2 separate regions of the Homo sapiens genome follow, and region 2 is linked to region 1. Evidence: read pairs that join two places in POLR2A ChIA-PET (ENCODE). Cell type or tissue: CD4-positive, alpha-beta T cell. All regions are shown on one strand.

Region 1 (2,500 bases):
ATATATCTAGTAATTTTGGATCATATCCTGGATAATGTAAACGATAGGTTGAAGATATTCTGGATTCTTTTATTCTTTGGAAGAAGTGTTGATATTTTTGTATAGGCAGGCAGTTAACCTGGCATTTGTCTTAGTCCATTAGGGCTACTATAACAAAATACCATATACAATAGAAATTTATTTCTTACTCTTCTAGAGGCTGAGAAGTCCAAAATCAAGGCAAATTCGGTGTCTGGTGAGGTCCTGTTTCCTGCCTGGTTCATAGAGAGTGCCTTCTGTCTGCATCCTCACATGGTGGAAGGCACAGGGCAGCTCTTCGGGACCTTTTTTTTGAAAGGACAATCCCATTAAAGAGGGCAGAGCCCTCATAACCTAATCACCTCCAAAAGTTCCCACCTTCTAACACCTTGGTAGTTTGGATTCAACATATGAATTTGTAAGGGAAACAAACATTCAGACCATAGCAGCACTCAAACTCCAAACTCTCCTTTGTGGTAGATGGCAGCTGAAGTCTCAGGTCAGTTATTTTAGTCTTAACTGGGCTGCTTATTGGCTGCCTTGTACATAGTTTAAGAATTAAGCAGACCCAGGCGTGGTGGCTCATGCCTGTAATCCCAGCATTTTGGGAGGCCAGGGCGGGTAGATCACTTGAGGTCAGGAGTTCCAGACCAACCTTGCCAACATGTTGAAACCCCGTCTCTACTAAAAATACAAAAATTAGCCAGGCATGGTGGTGCATGTCTGTAATCCCAGATACTCAGGAGGCTGAGGCATGAGAATCGCTTGAACCTGGGAGGCAGAGGTTGCAGTGAGCTGAGACTGCGCCACCGCATTCCAGCCTGGGTGACAGGGCAAGATTCTGTCTCCAAAAAAAAAAAAAAAAAAAATTAAGCAGAGATTTGGGGGCAGAGTTTATATGCAAAATTTGAGGCTCCTTTTTTGTTGTCTCTCTGTTTTCCAGGATTCTTTCTCTATTTCCAGTAGCTGTGGTTTTCCAGTAGCTTTTTGATTCTTCAAACCAGTAAGATTATAGTTTATTCTGAGTTTTAGACACTCTTCACAGTGCCAACTGGGGTTATGCCCTCCATTATGAGATTTTCAAAAAATAAAACATTTTGTCTTTCTGCACTAAGCTAAAATTCAGAATATTCTCCTTGACTGATCCTCAAAGAAGGAGCTAAAAGAGATCTAGGGACATTTTCATTGGAAAGATACGGGAGAAAGAGGAAAGGAAGGAGGAAGTGAGAGGGAGAGAAAGAGATTGTCACTTAATCTCCTGACCGCAGCAGAAAAGACCTTTATTACAAAGAGGGCCTTTGATCAACCTAAGACAGAAAATATTCATTCATCATTACAAAGGAAGTGACATTACTCTAGTGCAGATTTGATGTGCTTATCTTTCAGAATTTTTATTTCCACTTTATAAGATATGTGTTAAGAAGGTCCCAGAAGGGAGCTTCCGTTTTCTACCCTATTTTATTTGTTTTCTGTATTGGGCTTTTATACATCACATTTTATTTTTCAAAAGGCTTCTGTTAATCTCTGTGAATTGTGTGCAAAAAAACAAAACAAAACAAAACAAAACAAAAAACGATGGGCCGAGCGCGGTGGCTCACACCTGTAATCCTAGCACTTTGGGAGGCCAAGGCAGGTGGATCACGAGGTCAGAAGTTCAAGACCAGCCTGGCCAAGATGGTGAAACCCTGTCTCTACTAAAAATACAAAATTAGCCGGGCATGGTGGCAGGCGCCTGTAATCCCAGCTACTTGGGAGGCTAAGGAAGAGAATTGCTTGAACTCAGGAGGTGGTGGAGGTTGCAGTGAGCTGAGATCACACCACTGCACTCCAGCCTGGACGACAGAGTAAGACTCCGTCTCAAAAAATAAAAATAAAAAAGAATAGAAATTTATTTTAAAAATTAAAAAATAAAAGAGTTATTAAAGGCTTTAAGGGTCTGAAAATGATTGATCTAGTCAACCCTCTTTTTTCTAACAGTAAGGACATTGAGATTTGGTAAAATGAAAAGATACTCCTATTGTTTTATTGTCTAGTTTGTCAGCACTGTAACCCAAGTTTTCTGATTGCTAACCCAATAATATTTCAGCGATATCAAGCTTGTACGATAAGGTTTTTTTAGTAAATATTTAATCTCTACATTATTTTTCCCAAATAGTCTAGTCAGATATAATGTGAGAGCCCTGGTAATATTGGAAAGGGTCGTTTTGAAGTGATTAGATTTTATATACAGCTTTGTTGATAGAGTAAAGATTACATTGTGGGAATTAATGAGATATTGCGATTAATTGGAAGTGAAGACTGGTTGCCAGATGTCAGAGAAACTAACAGAGTGAACTGAGGATTGCCATAGGTGTGTTATTTTAGCTAAATGACTAAGGAATAAAATTCAGCAGAATGTGTTTATTGCCATTGACCTGGGTCTTCCCAAAATATCCAGTTAGCAACCAACAACTTCCGTTTCTTGATCACTGGTTCTTAATCA
Region 2 (2,500 bases), 150 kb before region 1:
ATAAGAGAGAAAAAAAGAAAAGAAAGAGAAATAATCCACCAATAACCAGGGTTTGAGAAGGCAGGCAATCCTGAGCCTATAGAAATCTAAAATGGGAAAGGGTACAACTGTTACAGTGGGCTAAGACTTAACAATTATATTAATAGTCACAAAAAGACAAATACCATAGGATTTCACTATGCAAAGTGAAATGCACTATGCAAAGTCAAATTCATAGAAACGGAAAGTTAAATGGTGGTTGCCAGGGGCTGAGGGGAGGGGAAAATGAAGAGTTGTTGAATGGATTTTATATAATGAAAGGGTTCTGGAATTTGGTCATCCAATAATGTGAATATACTCAACACCACTGAGATGTACACTTAAAGACGGTTACGATGGTAAATTTTATGTTATGTGTATTTTACCACAATTAAAAATTATTATCACTATAATAAAAGCCCCATTTCTTTCTATATGCTAGGTACTGGGCTCAGCACTTTAAAATGATCTCATTTGCATACCACAAGCTTATGTGATGGGAATTATTATCATATCCACACCACTGATGGCAAACATAGAGGCAAAGAGAGGTTGAATGGAGCCAGGATTCCCACTCTAGCCGTCCATCTCCAGTGCCTAGACACTTAGTGGCTGCAGCTGCATAGCGCTGTCTCACAGGCAAACTGACACTGCCCACTGGAGCGTGAGTTCAGCTTCATTTTGTATAATATCTCTATATTTAGTGAATGAATCCAGAATATATTCTGTCCCTGCCACTTCTAACACATTACTGAAATTGGAGTCGGGAGGGTTAAAGGTCTGCTAGGACTGTTGGGTGTTGTCCAAATACAAAGTTAGGTGAAGGTCAATACAAGGTATTTTAAGAAAGGAAAAAACAAAATCTATGGAACAAATCAGTGAAGGTGATTCACAATTTCTTTACTTACATGGCATTCTGAAGACATTATCTCATTTAATTCCATTACAACAAGTATTACTTTGTCTTCTTTTTTCCTAATGAGGAAACTGGAGCTTAGAAAATTGATCACGTGAAATGATTTGCTCAGTCCCAAAGCTGAGTCTCAAACCATAGGTCTAACTCCAACTGCACAATTCTTTTCACTATTTTAGAACATAAGCCGCTTTGGCATTCACCCCGATGTTCTCCATAAATGTACTTTACCTCTGGAAAACAATGACAGGGGAAGGGAGACAGGGAGGGAACTGATGAGAAATATAATACTGTTTTGTCCCACTGCATCACTAAAGTCAACATTTATGTTGAACTTCATAGAACTAAAGGCAGGCAAGTGATGTGCCTATTAAAAGGAAGCTAAAAGCTCACCAAGAAAACCTGTTCTAGAAATGTTTATTATGTTCAAAAGAATCCAGCTGTTAGGAGCCAGGGTCCACTAGACATGCTGAACAATGAACTCCTTTAGCAGAGACTTCCCATTTGGGAAGCCCCAGTGGCAGTAAACAGCTCATCAACAGGCCCCTTCGGCTGGCAGTTTCCAAAAGGGCAGCTGTTGAGCCAGCATAGGTTCCTGTATTGCTACACAAAGGATATTTCTCTAAAATCGTTCTCACCCTGGAGGTGGCTCTGACAGCCTAAACACAATCTTACTATGTTAGTTCTAGTGTGTGTCTTCCAGGAGCTAATCCATAAAATCCTCTTGCCCAGTTCCAAGACCACTGAATAAATAAAAGAAAACAAGCAGGGTAATCAGCTCTGTCGCCTCTTTGTCATATACCCTCCACTACACTTCAGTGCTCAGAACCTGACATAGCCCAAGCCTGGACAGCTCAGAACAATTCAGCCCTTGGGAGGGCGTCGGGTTAGGTGTGTCCCTACGGGAATGGGCTGGCACACCTCACAGTCATCCTTACAGAAGAAGACCAGATAACCATGCTGCCCAACATTTTTGAATCCCATCAAGATGTCTGTTGTAACACTCCGAATGAGCTGCTTCAGAATCACAGGGAGGGCTGCTCAGAGGGAAGAAAACTTAGCAACCACAGCCAATCGGCTCCAGGTTGAGGCACACTGATTGATCATTTCCTCCCTGCTTTTCAGGACGGGAAACAACATCACAGCAGAGAAGAATGCTTGAAGGCCAGACGCTTGGCCTCCTCAGGCAGGAAGATCCCATCTAGCTCCTTGGCTCTGGGACTATGTGTGGGTCACATCAATTACTCTTGGCAGTAGCTTTCCCTGTCACTATCATAAAGTAAGTATCACCACTAGCTTATATGGTATCCATCTCAAAGGAAAAAACCATTGCAGCCCCCAGACATTACATCACTCCTTTGCGGGTAGGGGTTGCTCCCCACATGGCTCAGAAGCTCTAATTTACAGGCATTAGAAAACCAAAGCACCAGTAATTTGCCCTGGTTTAAAACTAAGAACAAGGTTCAAACCTGCTGGCTCAACTTCCAATCCAACTGATTAAGTGGCACAATAGAGAGGTGTCACTCAAATGCTTCCCTGGAATATCTGCAAAGCCATCTATTCTTTTCT

Evidence for each region. Peaks named below come from ENCODE experiments on the same cell type or tissue, not always from the same donor. Only the 100,000 strongest peaks of a DNase experiment are listed, where the experiment ranks them.
Region 2: POLR2A ChIA-PET joins it to region 1 with 5 read pairs; 6 of 35 experiments call an interaction of 5 or more read pairs at or near these places.

What each region holds. Positions count from the first base shown.
Region 1 is chr1:165,733,899-165,736,398 of GRCh38, reverse strand. The region is part of intron 6 of TMCO1 (transmembrane and coiled-coil domains 1); the gene reads left to right. Among named protein-coding and RNA genes, the nearest start is that of TMCO1, 34 kb to the left of the region's middle. In CD4-positive, alpha-beta T cell, no CTCF peak of the experiment used is centred here; no DNase peak of the experiment used is centred here.
Region 2 is chr1:165,883,806-165,886,305 of GRCh38, reverse strand. The region is part of intron 1 of UCK2 (uridine-cytidine kinase 2); the gene reads right to left. Among named protein-coding and RNA genes, the nearest start is that of MIR3658, 23 kb to the left of the region's middle. In CD4-positive, alpha-beta T cell, no CTCF peak of the experiment used is centred here; a DNase peak (open chromatin) is centred at 1,485.